Linked DNA regions of Homo sapiens: region 2 is linked to region 1. Evidence: chromatin loops called from intact Hi-C (ENCODE). Cell type or tissue: heart left ventricle. All regions are shown on one strand. Links, peaks and the distances in the headings refer to the core of each region. The heading gives the core; the rest is flanking DNA.

Evidence for each region. Hi-C counts contacts between places; a loop is a spot of excess contacts. Peaks named below come from ENCODE experiments on the same cell type or tissue, not always from the same donor. Only the 100,000 strongest peaks of a DNase experiment are listed, where the experiment ranks them.
Region 2: it touches region 1 in a loop (5-fold over the local background); 32 of 110 quality-filtered maps call a loop at or near these places.

The regions. Positions count from the first base shown.
Region 1 is chr18:25,280,488-25,288,824 of GRCh38, reverse strand. The region is part of intron 3 of ZNF521 (zinc finger protein 521); the gene reads left to right. LOC105372031 (a long non-coding RNA gene) reads right to left here. Exons shown (of 4, transcript XR_001753378.3): 4 at 8,127-8,336. Among named protein-coding and RNA genes, the nearest start is that of ZNF521, 68 kb to the left of the region's middle. RefSeq lists an enhancer at 2,332-4,036. In heart left ventricle, for the core only: no CTCF peak of the experiment used is centred there; no DNase peak of the experiment used is centred there; H3K4me3 peaks cover 1,518 bases; H3K27ac peaks cover 3,320 bases.
Region 2 is chr18:25,340,462-25,348,798 of GRCh38, reverse strand. The region is part of intron 2 of ZNF521 (zinc finger protein 521); the gene reads left to right. Among named protein-coding and RNA genes, the nearest start is that of ZNF521, 7.5 kb to the left of the region's middle. In heart left ventricle, for the core only: no CTCF peak of the experiment used is centred there; no DNase peak of the experiment used is centred there; H3K4me3 peaks cover 444 bases; H3K27ac peaks cover 1,296 bases.

The DNA of each region.
Region 1 (8,337 bases), core at 329-8,328:
AGTCAGGTTATGTGCAAGGATTCAGGAAAATTCTTTATTCCTCATTGACTCCTGACAGTTATTGTACCTAGGAACTGGGTAACGTGTTCTGAAGTGAGCAATTATGGAAATGTTTACTTCACTGGCTGCATGTAAATGTGTGCAGAGAATGTACCAGAATTTTTCCTTGGGGGTATTTAATTCTCTCCAGGGCAATGAAAATCAAATGATTTCTTTTTTTTTTTTTTTTCAAAGCTGGGTTTTTTTTTTTTTAAGTGTTATAATGCAGCTGAATAATGATGAATACAGTAGAGGAAAAGGAGAGGGAGAGAAAAGAGGAAAAGAGAAAGAGTGAGCTACCCACGGATCTGGAAAGCGAATTTCCCTATGGAAGCTAAAACCCGAAAGGAAAGAGTTGAGGGTAAAGGTGGACAGAAGGCTAGCCCTGTCAGAGACTAAAGTTTGCTGGGGAAGATGAGGAAAATGACTACTGTCATATTCTGCAGTAGTACAGTGGTGCTTGTAATACATTTATCTTTGTGAGAACTTAAGCAATTGGCTCAGTATTGTTCACATCGGAGGGCATCACATTTGCTTGTTAATTAAATGCAGTATCAGTGCTTACTGTCCCTGAACAGTTGGGGGAAAAATCCAAATATGTATGCAGAGTTATGAAATTTCTATGGATGCAAATGGATTTTGTGCACATCACGCCCAGTTTATTGATGTTGCCCAGTAGAGGTTTTTTCTTTTCTTTCCCTGTCACCTATCAGGTTTACAACTCTTGTTGCTGAAACTATTGGGGGGGCATTTTCAGTATTATATCTTTTCTGAGAGGAAAAAAAATCATAAGAATTAAGAGATTTCATGTGAATCAGAATGAGATGTTTTCAGCATTGTGACATTTCTAAAGCAAACGAGTTCTGTGAAAGTCCATTGTAGACAGATACAAGCAAGTAGAATCCTAATGCTTGGTCAAGAAGTTGGATACTTATCTGCGAATCTGAAGTCACACAGTCCTTAGTGAGAGGAAACTGGCTTCAATTTAATGCTCTTTCTGAGGAGGATGACTAGTTGTATCAAAGTAATTTTTTAAATTTCCTGCAGATTTGTTTTTACAGTAGTGAAAAAAATATTAGTTTAAATTGGCCTCTGTGGTCATGTGCCTGTCATTGGAATAGAGTTAGATTACATTAATAAGGAATAGTTGCTGACCTTTATACTCTCTTTTTTTTTTTTCTGAATTTCTCCTGAATTTCTTAAGGAGGGGTTTCATAAAGAGGGTTTTTATGTCTTGCAGAAAATTGAGTTTTGTAGACATTACCTAACTCTTGATTTGTCACACCGGGATCAATAACATTTCGCTGCTCTTAAACACACAGAATCACAGGGGACACATAATGTTTTTTATAAGTGCAGTAAAGTTAACGTGTTGTTGAAACAAAAACTCCTCTGACAGTCCTGTAATAAGTACACTCTGAAACTAGCAAATTATCTGTAATACTAGGAAAGGCAGGAAGAGCGCTTAAGAGTACAATATGTACGTTGTTGGCATTAAGCGCTGCAAGAATAAGAAATTAGGATTTGCTGCTCTCTCCTCAGTTGCATGTCAGAATGATTACGGAGTCAGTTTCCTCAGAAGAGAAGCCGACCAGGCCCCCCAGGAGTGTTTCTTGAGGCCACGTTTTTACCAAGTTTGCTTGGTATGTTTGGTCTCTTTGTTCTTTGAGGATATTCTGTATTAGTTACAGAGAAGCATTTTCCTTATAGCAAAGAAGGTATTTTAAGCTAGATAAGAAAAATGGGCCATTTTCTTCTCCTGTCCCCAAAGTCCATGTCTGGTCCATGAATTTTCTTTTGGAGTATTCACTGATATTCTAAAGATGTCTTCAGCAAATATAAGTCCCATATGATGTAATTTGCAAAAGATATTTGGAATTGAAACCACCCTTGTATGTGCTTTCATTTCCTCAGTCCAGGGAGTCCGAGGATCTTGTGTTAGATTAGACTAGGTGGGCACGCTTTTAACCGCTGAGGTGCCTTGGCCTAGACTCTGCGTCTTCCCCTCCTCCCCTTTTCGTTTAATTAAATTTCTGATTCCCCTTTCCAGACCTTCAAATCCCGTTTTTCTTTCCTCCTACCCAAATGGTGTTTAGTTGTTACTCAGCTTCTATTTCAAGAAATGAAAAAATAGAGATTATTTTTAATATCTGAGAGATATATAGTCTATGAGATGTGACTGATTATTGTATGACCTTTGTTTTTTCTCAACATTTGTTTTTCTTTAGGAATAAAATAGTAGCTAAGATTGGAAATCTGTTTCAATTGAGAAGAATGGGTGTTTTGTTGGTGGCAGACATTGGCTCTCCTCTGTATGGTGGTAGGTAGGGCTGGAAGCTGATGATGGCTGATGTGCAAATCTTGTCATTTTATGCAAGCTGGTGCTGTTCATCCTCCAGCTCTTTGCAGAGAATGTAGTTTTATGTTCATTTAATAATTATCCATTTTGGTTGTACTTGTCGGGGAGAGCTTCTTGAGCCCCATCAGTTTTTCAGAGAAGCACCACTCAAGCTCTTCTGCTGAAAATGTTTTTCCTTCCCTCCCTTCACTTCATTCCACTCTTCCCCTTATCGACTCTCTCATCAGTGCCAGAGCTCTTCAGTATTCCACTCCTGTCCTTTGTGAAGTGATTTTGCCCAGACACGTCTGGCTCAGGGTGAAGTGCCCTCCCCTGAGAGCGCGCACTGCAGCCCCAGGTCGCCAGCACCATGAATACATTATTATCCCAATTTCCATCCTGTTGCCACGGCAGCACTTTTGGAGCTGCTGGGTTATTAAGTCGTACATCACTAATACCCTGATATGAGCAGAAGTTGGATTTAATATCGGCCTTTGATCAGATTACCTCCCAACAGTCAGCTGTCATTAGAAAATTCCTTTGCTCATTATACCCTCAGAGCTCTGGCCTGTGTAGCAAAAGGGTGGCAGTCCTGATACATGGAGGCAATTTCAAGCCTGGGCCTTGCACTGTACACTTAATTTATTTTCTGACCTTTTTGTGATTTGGGGAGATTCTGTATAGCCATGCGTGCATGTGCGCGCGCAGGCGCGTACGTGTGTGTGTGTGTGTGTGTGTGTGTGTGTGTGAGAGAGAGAGAGAGAGAAGTGCAACTACAAAATCTGTCTGTAGTTCTGTAGGTGGTGGATAGAGGTACGTGTGAGGGGGTGGTTGTCTTTTGCCAAGTGATACTATACTTTGTTGGAAAGTGTCTGTTTTCTGCCTGTCCTCGGGTAATGTATAAAACATGGTGCTTCAGGTAGAGATGAAGGGTAAACTGATGTCCCCCTAAATGGCCAGCCTGTGTATGCACCTAACACTTCACTGAGCAATCTGTCAACATGTCAGCAACACATGTTTTATAAAAAGCCTCCAGTGGGAGCAAAGGCTCCTGCCAGGGCTTAGGAAATGCTTTGAATTCAGCAGATTTCTATTGCTGGAGTCCCCCGAGGTTCCTTTTACAATGCCTACATTTCAGAAATTTGAACTTGGGACCCTTAGGGGGTTCTCTCCGAATGCCTGAAAATGTAGAGTTATATTGTTGCGTGTCCCCAAGCGGTCTTTACTAATACCTGAATTCGGAGAAGCTGGAAATTACAGAGCTCCCCAGGGGAAGCTTTATCCACACCAGGAAGAAGAGAATAACTCTGCAGGGAGATTGCTTAATGCATTGCTGAAATAAAAGAATTTGAGAGAGATGGGTTGAAGTGTTTTTTTTTTTTTTCCCTTTTCTGGCCACTCCTTCAGCTTAGCTAAGTCCTTAAAGACAAAGTCAGGGTAAGGAAGCAGCTGGGCTCTTTTTAATGAAATTTTAGATGTGGCTTTTGAAATAGTCAGATGCCTGATGCCTCCCTGTGTGTGTGTGTGTGTGTGTGTGCGCGCGCGCACGCACATGAGTGTTTGTGTAGTCTCTCTCACTAGAAACCTCTTTTGTTTACATGCAAAAAGTTGTTTTCATTTTTAGGTGCATCATCAGTTTCATCTTGTTTCCTTCCAGGCTTAGCTGTTTCTTTTTTTATACTCCCAATGTACCTGTCTCAGTTACTTGGAAATATTTCTTCATCTCTTTCTCTTTTTTTATGGTGCTTTTCTTTTATTACATCTGCCTGTCATGCTTTGTACTCTCCCCTTTTCATAACTTGTGGTGTTGCTACTTTCCTTTCGAACTCTCACTGCTTTATTGAAGACTTCTTTATGCCTATGACTCTGCCTCTCTTTTTAATTTTCCTCCGGCCCTCAGCGCTCTCGTCTCAACTCAGATTTTGGAAATACTTGGGTATTTTTTGGCTGCTTTCTGATGAGATGACTTTGCTGATTTTTTTGTGTGACGTATTGTTATTTTGCTGCTGCTACATTTCATCAAGACAGGTTGCTTTGACAATTTGGAGTAGATCTGCAAGCTTCAGACTCGGTTGTGCATTCATTCAGGAAGTAAAGGATAGCTAGAGCAGTGCGTTTAGTGTGTGTATGTGTGTGTGTGTAAATGTTTATCATACATACATAGGGCTTGAGGGCAAGGGTGGGAGTGTCATTGTTGTATTTTAAGTGAATAAAAAATTTTGAAGTCCATTTCTGTTCTTTATTATCTCTGGTAAAGAGAAAGAAAAATATCCTCCTTGTGTGTGCACTTTTCTAGATCTTTCCTTGGCTGTCTTTTGACACCATGTCACCTGACCTTATCAGGAGGGAGCTGGGGGCTCAGGCTCATGTTTACTCAGGGTCCTCCTGGGACTGAACACTACCTTTGAGTCCAGCTTCTTTCAGCTTTGCAGACAAAGACAAGGAGGACATTCTCACAGAACTCAGCCGTCTAGTGTAAAACAGTTCCAGCTGTTGCTGCTCATGAATTTTTTTGGGGGGGGGGGAAAGTATTGGCTTGTTTTTTAGGTGTGGCTACATTCATAGAGCTGTCTCCAGACATTGATTTTTTTTCTTCAACTGATTCCGTTTAAAAGTGGTGAGGGATTAAAACACCAACTCTTTTGGAATTTGGCAAATTATAATAAGGTTTTAAACTCCCGTCAATGATGATGGGGGTATTCAGATCTTTTGCTTTTGAAGTTAAAAAGGGTCAGATGTTTTCAGATTTACCCAAATTTACGATTTCCAGCAGCACATTATTTTCTATTTTCCATTTAAGTTTATGTTCAGCTATTGAATAATATTCTTGGATTTTTCTGGAAAGCTTTCTGGTGAAACATCAAGACAATGAAATTAATTATACTTAATGCAGACACATAAACTTGGAGGGGGTATAGTTGGTGTTTTTAAACTAATGTTCTTGCTGATACAGCAAAATCCTGTGAAGGTTTTATAGACATATTTATTGTGGTCCAGTAATTGGAGACCGACCTCAGCTTTTAATTAGCGTATGTTGGACCAGAGACCAGGGAAGAGCCCCTGAATTAGGCTCTGATTTTGACTCTTGCTAAGTGCTGGCAAATTCAAGGGTTAAGCTTAGAGCACAGCAATCCTCATGAGTAGGAGAGGCAAGAGTGGGAATGTATGATGTGCAAAACCAGGTGACTGAGGTGAAATTCTTCCTTAGACAGAAGGAGGCAACTTTTCAAAGTGAGGGGCCTGGTGGAAGCTCTTTGCTGAGAAAAAAGATAGTGAGTGGAGGTGCTTGTTGATATGTGTTAGAGGCTCATGCCAACACTCCTGTGAGATTTTGGTTGTACTTTCCTTGGATAGAGTGCTTGTCCCATCCATTACACAGAAAGAGGTACCAGCTGCTTCCTGCACAAAGCAGGCACGCTGTGGTTAAAGTCATTCTCTGTAGGTTTAATGCATTGGAGGAAAGCATTTTGTACTTAAGCACTTTAAGGATTCACTGAAACACTTGAATCTGGCTCCCTAAAAATTTTAAAAGCTCTTTTATCTCTACTCCACGTGGTGCCTTTCACTTAGAAATCTTCTGTGTTCTTTGCTGTCCTTGTCAGTCTGGAAAGTGCTTTATTCTTGCTGGATTTTTTTGTTTTGTTTTTCTTATTTGCAGGTGTCCCTGGTAAAGGCCTAAAGGGGGGAAAAAAAAGCAGTAGGATTTTTTACTAAAATAATATTTCTTTTTAGGTGTGGCATTTTGTATATAATTTAACTTAATTTTTTTGGGCTTCTGACTAGTCCTTTCAAAAAGATCCCTCTGATGCCCTGTCACAGTGGGGATGGAATATTGTTTTTGGCACATCCACATTGCCTTTCATTTCCCTGTCCCCACCATGCACCGCCCCCTCCATGTGCAAGCTCACACTTTATTACCTGTATACTTGGCCAGCCGGATGGAGTGCCGCTCTGCAGACTTCCTCTTTCCAAACACTGAACTATGTTATTCTGACACCGGGTGCTGCCTCCCCTAAGGCTTGGGTGTGAAGGACTAGCCTGCACTTTGCTCCCTGGTCTAGTGGCCCGACGCACTGGTCACAAGCCGCCTGGCTTTCCAGTGGTTCCGATGTGCATGTTTCTCACCCTGCTTCTCCCTACTCCTCTCTGGCCCTCCTCCTTTCTGCCTTCCTACCTGGCTCCAAAGGCAGCTGATCCCCTCATCCCCCCAAAACAGTTTTGGGATGTTTTGGAAGAAATACCAGTACACATATTCATAGGTGCTCTGTGTTCTCAAGTTTACCTTCCAAACTGTAGAAAGTTTAGGAAATGGAGCAGAGGAGTTGTTTTTTGGAACCCTTGGATTCTTAAACAGAATTTTCCTATAATTATAAACGAGTGGCAACTTCCTAACAAAATTAATCCTTTTCTCAGGAAGGGTGCAAAGAGTATTTTCAAGAGTCTGAAAAACAGGATCCTATTTTGAACAAAAGGCAAAAAGCTTTGCCTAGAATATGAGAGGATTTTTTTTTTTCTGCCAGTTTTAGGCCAGCAGGATTCTAGTAAATGCTGATGAAGTACCGCCTGTGATTCCTTCCGTTATTTTTGACCGCATGCTTTATTCTAGCCACTTGCCTGGTAAGATACTCTAAACTGCACTGGACAGTCAGAAACCTCCTAAAGTCTTTTGGTAAGATTGTGTTTCATCGCATTCATGGAAGGCAAGTCACATTGCCTGAGCGCAATTTCTAGCTCCACCTTTTAATAGTCACGTGATTTGGGGAAGTTGCTTAACTAACTCTTTGTGCTTCTGTATCTGTAAAATGGAGCTACTAATAGTCCCCTTCTCTTAGGGTTCCCTTAAGGAGTAAAGGAGATTATGCATGTCAGACACAGTGTGAGTTTAGAACATAGTGTTCAATGACTGTTAGCTGTGATTGATTGTTACTATGTAGAGTAAGTCATTCTTAAACTTTTACTGTTTTCCACAGTCTACATTTCCAGCACATGCATTCTATGGAACAAACTTCTTGACTTGTGATTTGGGTCAGCAAACTTAATTTGGGCCAAAGTTGTACTTTAGTTAGAAAGCAAGACCCTCCCACTTGCCTTCTGTGTGCAGGAATGAGGAGGACATTTCCTCTCTCATTTAGTATTTGTGTTGAATGACAATAACAGGATCAAAGTAGGTTTACATCAAGCATAATTTCCTCACGTGTGTTTGAGATTGCTTCTTGCTTTGCTCATTATTTTCTAGTCCTGGTTTTCTATGAAAAAGTTTCTGCAGATCAAATACCATGCAAGACGGATAAAGCTGTAGGTGCATAGGAAATTAAATGGTTGTGGAACACTAATTTATATATCTCTGGACTCTTCACCCCTAAGTCCATTATTTGTTGATAGGATGTAAGAGAAATTTCACAACTGGGAAGTAGAAAATGAGGGCAAGACAGGTGTAAGGATTGATTTGCTTAGAATGAATTTAAGCAAGGAATTGATAGTATGAGCGGAAAGGGATTTGGGTGAGAGAGAGAGTGAGACAGTATTTAGAAGCCTTTGTCATGAGCCCTTGTATTTAGGTGATCGAATCTATGGTTTATATTAATATATATTATCCTTGATCAATCTTTGATGTGAATACATTTAAAACAAATATATTCCTAGAAGGCTGGGAAAACCCTGTTCTTCTCAATGGGACAATACCATTTACTTTTGCTTTAAATTGTTTTACAGAGAAAAGAATTGATCAGAAACAAATAAGGGTGATATCAACATTTATATGTTATCCTTCTAGTTTGCCCAAAATCTCACAACTACTGGATGTGGGCTCTACTGTCCCTTCCTTCTTTGTTTCTCACTTTGAAAGAAGCCTGGAGTCCTTCAGAATCCAGTGGTACTACATGTAGTTCTAGGTCTGACTTGTGTGTGTGTCTGTGATTGAGTAAAGGTGTAGACTGTCATCAGGTAATGATTATTGCATC
Region 2 (8,337 bases), core at 9-8,008, 60 kb before region 1:
AGCAAAAAATGGCAAGTGAAGAATGAGTAAAGAGGACATTTTATTCTTTTATCGTCATGTTGCAAAATTATCCAAATATCTTCCCCACAAAGACAGCATCTGTTTCAACTGCTAAATTCTAAATAAAATATTTACACTAAAAACAAAGATTTAGCTTCCATATTCTGTGTGGGCGCGGAACACAGTGCTGTTCTCTCCTATCAGCTGCTTGGACAACTCCCAAAAGAGCGAATGGCCTCAGGTGGGCTGGCTGGGCTTTTGGGGATGAGAAGCTGAAGACAGGAATAAAAATAGTACAGTCCTCACTGAAGAGCGGATTGTTTTTCTTCAGGGTATGCCTTGAAAAATTCATATGTAGATGAGCTATACCAAACGAATCATTTTGATATTAGTAGCGGTTTTGAAGAAGAGGAAGGGCATTCTGGGTGGCTCTTGTTAAATACCTAGCCTTCTCTTCAGTATTTTGATTTCCCTATGTCTTCTTGGAAGGGTCTCCAATTTTTCAAAATGTGTTGTAGGAGTGTTCTGAGTATGCGGATTGTCCATTATATCATTCAGAAGGTCACACTTGGATCATAGAAAAGCCAGAGAGGTGTTATTATGACCTGTGTTCTGGTATCATATTAGTAGTAATATGCAGTGAACAACACTTTGCTATCAGCAGGTATAGAAAGGCAGTCCTGTTGTGTTTCTTCATTTATGAATAACTGATTAATAGGTTTGCAATTAAAAGATAAAAAGTCTGATTTTATTAGATGAGTGACAGTATTTCAAAACCATGTAGATTATAGCCAACTTGAAGGAGGCATTGGAAACCATGAAAATGCAATAGGCCCTTCTAAATAAAACATGAAGTTCTGCACTGAATTTCCAACTTCTGTCTTACATGCATACTAGTACTTTAACCAACAAGATGTAAAAGATATTGCTGACATGACTGTCAATTTGATATAATTTGAAACTTGTATCTCAGGAAAGTCATTTACCTAAGGCAGATAAAAACATGAAGACACAATGTCAGTTAGGTTTGGAGTCTGTATTTTCAACCAAATGCTTAAAAATACAGATTACCAGGACATTTCTATTAACAGTTGAATTTATTGTGTGAATTCTCATAATTTAGTACCCTGAAGGAATAATTATGTTTACTTGAAAAAGTATGCTGGGTTTTTTGTTTGTAGGAAACTTCAGTGTAATTGTCCTAAGAATCCATCTCCTGAGAGTAGGTACCATATTTCTAGCTTCAGTGGAGCAGGTCCTGGTTGGTCTACTTACCTCCTCTAAAGTACATTAAACCTGTTAAACACCGAAAAGATTCACTTTTCTATTTGTAAAAGCTGGAAATATATTTTGAAACATGGAACTCCTTTACCCCTCCTGCCTTTCAAAGCCCTAGCATCAAAATTCTATCAGCCCACATACAAAGTTGACAAACTTATTCTGTCCTTATGGTACGAATCTTCTGGATAACCCCTTCTATTTAATGAAATAGAGAATTGAAGCCAGTTATTAGAGGCATGGATGGACAGACAATTAAATGAGTCACTCTTTCTGCCCCATTTATATTATTTGGATATTTGTCTCAATTCCTGAGAGTAGACATGGTACTTGAGTAGATTACCTGACTCAAAATAGTTCTCCTGTCAGCTTATTTTTAGAGGCAGCAAATCAGTTGCATCAAATTGGTCAATTGTGACCTATTTCTATTTTTCTTGCTGGCTATTTATTCTCTTTCTTGTGGTGCCTCTCTGATGGAAGTTTCTCGGCCATTTTACCTAATAACAAACAATTTTTTTTTGAAATTTACTCCAAAAAGCACTGTAAAAAGGAAAAAGTGGTCCACTATATAAAGGTGTGATATATTCAGTAAGAGCCAAGTTATAAAGCTGGGAAGGAGAGAGGGGAGCACTTAGTCATTTAGATGGCCAAGTTAAACACAAGACACAATTAGGATATCTGAACCCTCAGGTGTTCATAAACCCATACCAGGGACCTCTGGAGAGGAGTGGTGGGAACCAGGGAGAAAGAGAGCCCCAGAAGTGCCTTGTTTAACTTGGCCGTCACAGTAGCTAACCCTTTGTAACTTGGCACATTTTGAAGTTATCACACTTGTGATTGACCTTTCCCCCATTTACCTTCTTTTGTACTTAGGAAGGTTTATTTTATTTTATTTTTGAGTAGAGTAATTTATTTAGAAATGTAATAGAGTGGCAAAACTTAGTCTGCAATTTAAAGAAGAAATGTAAACTATAGAATTTGAATGTAAAGGCAATGGATTTTAAGCCTGAAACCTTTTGAAAGTAAGAAAACCTGTGTATTAGGCTGTATTCTCTAGTGGAAAAGCTCTAAAAATTGTAGGTGTTAGAAAAGCCACCTCAGGGAGCTTGTACTGGCCCTGAAATTTAATAGAAACATTAAACTCTGCAGTCCTTATTTAAACACATTTTTTTCTCTTATGTTCAAAGTCAAAATATATATACTTACGGGTAGACAGGTGAAGTATAACCAAAAAAAAAGTGTTTCTCTTATATTTCATATGTTTCATTTCTTAGACAAAAAAAAACCTCATCAGTAAAGATTGAGTTTTGATTTTGGAAATGATGACATAATTAGAAAAAAAAAGCCCCCAAGTTTGTGTGTAAAGGTAATTGTTTTAAGACAGTGCAGTGCTTTGCTTTTAAGAATTGCAATATGGCTTTCCCTCAAAATTATTTTTAGATAGGTTGTGACTCCCTTTTTTCATGATTAGATTTTAACCTAAGGTAAGTTTTTTAAAAAATAAGAAAAGATACATACACACACAAATTAGAGAGAGAGATTTTTTTTCATGATTGTACAGGCAAAAATACTAATTGGCATACAGAAATGTATGCTTTACTTTTGGACTTGTATGCTAAAAAGCCTGATTATTGGAAACACTGCAGAAGCTCAAACAGTGTTTGACATCCATACTCCTTCAGACACTTGCAAATGTTCTTCTATTTATCTATCAACCAGTGACTGTTTCTTCCCTCCACCACCTTTAAATTATACTGACTAGATGTTGAAGTCATTAAATTCATTATAGTCCAATCAGTAGACAATCCGACATAAACAAAAACAGCAATTACAGTTGGCAAGGATCCCATGAGTGCTAGTCAAAGTTCCAGAACTGATGGTCCAGTGAGTCTCTTCCAAAACGCCGGTTTCACGATTTCAGCACTTCTGGCAGCATCTTCCTAAAGTGAGGGCACACAAATTCATAAGATTCCACTTGGCCTTAAAAACAAAAACATCTGTTTTATGCATGAGTGGATTGTTGTCTTTTATTCATCCAGCCAAAAAAGGACAAAAAATAGGATACTGAACATAAAAGCATACATGTAAAAATGAAATTACAAAGGGATTTGAGATTAGCAAGCAGCCTTTTATAAAGCAAGCTGTTAATAATTTTTCTTTTTTGTTTTGCCAGAGTATTTCCATATCCTTTAAAAACCACTGTAGTTATCCTTACTGACAGCAGTGACGTCTAACAGTGATGACAGAATTTTTCAACTTTTTGCTTCCGGTAATTATACTTAGTTCTTTGTACTTGCTTATTTGGTCTAGTGCAAGACTCGTAGCATATTTGTAGGAGATTTCTTTTCACCTTAGAGGAACATTTGTACCTGCCTCCCTCTATTTTTAAAGGAGTCTGTTTGTGAGGGCTCGTTAGTCTGGTAAATTCTAGTTAAATACTTGTTGACATAAGTTGAAGCATATTATTAAGTATACTTGCTTGAGTTTTCATTTTGATGTAAAAGCATGTAATAAGAAGAAAGAGGTTTTGATAGTAGAAAAGAGTAGGTCTACTAAGATCAATTAAGAATTTTATTAAGGGTCTCTTTTTCCTATTAATGTGTTTTATTAATTCATCTGTCAGGATTCACATTGCTGGTTTACTGTCATTAATTCTGTTGCCACAGAATACATTCCTCATGGCTGGATTTAATGGATACTATGTTCAGTTTTTCAGTTAATTTTAAGAGGGAAAGTGATTTTAAGACTTGCAGTATTTGTTTATTTTAGCAGCTGTCTGCATCATTAAAAATGTAAATATTATCATTAAGTAAGATGTGAAAGAATGCTTTTGAATTGAATGAGATTTTGATACAAAGGCTGATATTCCACGTCAAACCTGTAGCTAAGTATTTTCCCAGATGTATTTAATTTTTTTCTTCATTGACTCCTGTTGTGCTGTCAAAGGTTAAAGTTAGTTCTAGGGGTGGGGGAGATGCATGCAACTTTCTAATTCCATTTCAATTAAATCTGAAATGTTCCTGTTTTTTGTTTGGGGACTACATGGTGCTAGGATTGCATATACCTTGTTTGTTGTAGTGAAAGCGTACTTGTCTGATTTAAAATATGTTCTGCAACAGTGTTATTACAAAGCAATTAAAACTTAAACATTAAAGTTAACATTAGTAAATTTAAATAGCTCTGTTATAGTATTAATCAAATAGTGTAAGGAAAGCTTTTAAATGGTTTAAATAATTATGCAACTCCTGGCATAAAAAGCCCGACACAAGATAAATCTCTGAAAACTAAGTAGAATCGCAGCTTTTTTTTTTTTTTTAATAAAAAACTTTAATTTTAGGCACCTTGGGCTTTTAGCATGCATCACATTCCACCTCTAGTATAAGTAATTATGCCAGTTTAGTAATTATTAGAGATGAAAGAAATTCAGTAAGATATGAATTCTTTAAAACTTCAGTAGCTTCAGTTTTAGCAGGGATAATGATCAAGCAGCAGTTATCCTGCTGCCTGGGGACCCTGCCACAGCTACAAGCACTGGGCTGATCTTGTGGGTATCATTATTATGGCAGCACATACTATAGTTAGTATTTCTACTCTAGTTGTCAGATTGCAGAGGTTTATAATTTGGTCATTAAACAAATTTAGATTCCAATATGACTGTGTAAAAACTCCCCTTTCTTAGAACACTTTTTAAAAAAAGATTAAGTTTAAAAATTATTATTTTGGGGCAGCATCTCTTTTAATTCTATGGGATAGTAAATGCTTTGAAAAATCCTGAAAAGAAAAAAAATGTGTATGCCTGTCATTTTTATGTGTGTATGTGTTAGGTACGTGTTCATTTTGAATCTTATTTTTAAATAAAGATGATTTGGTTTGGAAAGCATATATACTATTCCCGCATGATCATAGCTCTCCCAATCTGAGCAAGGTCAAGTGATTGACATTCAGAATATTTGTTTTCATAATAGTGCAGTTTGTTGGATTTATATTTCAATATTTTGGTTATGATAATTTTTTTGTATATGTGAAACCCAAGAGTTTACGTCCCTCAGTTATCACAACATATTGTGACACACACATACATAGTCTATATACACGGAAACATACTCTAAACCTTCTGTAGGAAATGCACTTTGTTTAGTAAGTCCATATAAGTGTTAATAATGTTTTAAGGGAAAAATTGGATTTTTTTCCAATTAAAATTGGTGTCAAAGAATAAGATTTCCTTTTTGAAATTAAAATCAGCGTATCATTGAGTCTCATTATTTCACTGACTTTATTACCTTCTCTTTCCATCTTATGATTGGCTTTTTCTCAAAATTTATTATCCCATCAGTATACTGTGAAGGATATGATATGTCAAGATGGAAACTTATTTACCTGATAGGGACAAAATCCTCATTGATTACAGACAGTTCCATATATTCATACAAAATACATTTGTTGAAACCTGTAGTGAGGTGAACAGTCCACACAGTAAACTATAACTTGCCATATTATAGGAGTTTCTGTGACCTGGAATCTAAAAAATATCACTGTGCTTTAAACTTTATATTGACTTCAAGAAACAATTTCCAGCATTTCATACGTGTTCTTAGCTAATATTCTTATCTTTCACAATAGAGCCAGATTAGGTCCAGTTAGTGCTTGAATAAGACTACATATTAATTGCTTTCAGCATTCCTAATGATTTAGGTTGTCTTAGTTGTGTTAAGTTTATCAGACATATGCTTTTTATTACCACTATCAGCACCTTTTGTCTTTCATTGATTACTTTTATACATTAAGAAAAAGAAGGCCAGGCGCGGTGGCTCACGCCTGTAATCCCAGCACTTTGGGAGGCCGAGGCGGGCGGATCACGAGGTCAGGAGATCGAGACCATCCTGGCTAACACGGTGAAACCCCGTCTCTACTAAAAATACAAAAAATTAGCCGGGCGTGGTGACGGGCGCCTGTAGTCCCAGCTACTTGGGAGGCTGAGGCAGGAGAATGGCGGGAACCTGGGAGGCGGAGCTTTCAGTGAGCCAAGATGGCTCCACTGCACTCCGGGCTCCAGCCTGGGCGACAGAGCGAGACTCTGTCTCAAAAAAAACAAACAAACAAACAAAAAAAAAACAAAGGAAAGAAAAGGAAAAAGGCTGTAAAGTCTTCACAAACATTGATCTACCAAGTACTAATGAAGCCAAAACAGAATCATTGCTTGAATGCTGATGTATGGAGTCTGAAGTTCCTATACATAGGGGGGTTTGGGGTTGTCAGTGTGCAACTTGCAAAGTTGTATGATGTTTTGCAGACATGAGGCAAGGGTTAAGAAGAACTGTGGGCTCAAGGGAGTGCATATTAATTCCTGGAAAGAGTTGAAAATAAAAACAAACAGTTATGGTCATAAGTATTGTGACTTGGATACTAGTGCTTGTAGGGAAATGGTTGCAGAGCAGGAAGAGCACGGGGGCATACTCTGATTTGCTGTGTGTTTTGGCAAGCCATTTACCCTCTGTACTCTAGGATTTAGACTTTCTGTCACTAAAATGAGGAAGCTTATTCATCATTTAACAAGTTCTGGGGGTTTTTGTTTTGTTGTGTTTTGGTTTTTGATGCCCGTCTTATCCCAGGCACTGTACTAAGTTCTGAGGATTCAGCTGTGAACCAAACAGATATATAAGCCTTGCTCTTATGGAGCTTATAGTCTAGAAAACTGGATGAGAGTCTACATACTTTCCATTGCTTTTTAGTTTTTGGAAGAAAGCTCTGCAGGTGAGGAGAAGGACGTACGTGTGTATGGTATGTTAACTTTTTCTGTGAGTTGGGTCAGATGAAGCAGTTAGACAAAATGAGTCTCAAAAACATTTTTGGCACCGAAAGTTTGATGAACTATACTTTTTAAGAATTGCTAGCTTTGTTTTTCTCTTATAATCTAAAGGGAAATATGTCCACTTGAACTGAAACAACTAAGCACAATATATAGAACTTTTACTTCCCACTCTTTTGTACTTAGGTCAGTGATGTTGCAATATCTTTTACCCCTCCTAAAAGTTCTGGATAACATTTTTGAAAGTTAATCGTGCAATGGTGAAGCTAATTAATTTTCTAAATTGTTTAAAGAATTTAAGGCATCCTTTAAAGTGATTGGAGGTTCTTGGAGAATGTGTATGATGTTCATATTAAAAAACAGCAAAACTAAACTTCAGTTAGGAATCCCTGCTATACAAAATTGAGGTGAAAGAAGTTGCAAGGAACTTATTCCATTAAATGTGCAGGCGTAGAACACTAGGGAATGCAGCAAGTCGGTACTAAAAAGTCCATAGTGTGCAGGTTTGACTATTTTTCCCCTGAGAGATAGGTGAATGCTTTGAAATAAACTTTTACTGAATCATGGATCTTAAGTGAGACAATTTAAGGATAATGATATTGGGTGTCTTGATGGTCTTCGTGTTCAAAGATGTGAGCACTGGAATGAATGGTGATGGTGGGGAGTGTAACTGACCGAAGAAAAAGATGATCAACATGAAATCCCTTTTGCCTCCTCCAACATCATATAGGTCATTTACATAACTATTGCATCATTATACCAAATTTTTAATCTTCAAAATAAAACCATTACAAGATAATAACACCATTTTATAGCTCCTGTTAAAGGTAGCTGTTTTTTATACTTGCCGATTTGCATATTTAAAACCCAGTATGAGTGTGATGGGCTGGCAGACCTCTATGGTGGCTTTTTATCTCTATCTTTGTCCCTGTGTCCCTAGGCTAGGAGAGTCCTTAGCCAGTTGCCTGCCCTATACTAAGTGCTCAATAAACTTCAGTGGAATCAGTATCACTTCATTTCTTAACAGTCAAAAAAAAGGTCTCAGTGACTTCTGAGTTCCCTTGTAGCTCCAACATCCTAGAATTCTTATGTTGAGAAATTGTGATTCTTGCAAGTTGATCAATAATTCATATTAATGGGGCAAACATACTTTCAAATTGTGAACTTGACTGAGTTATAGCTGATGGAACAAAATCAAAGACTGGCAAAAATTTCCAAACGCAGTTTGGACAGCCTTACTTTCCACTGTGATT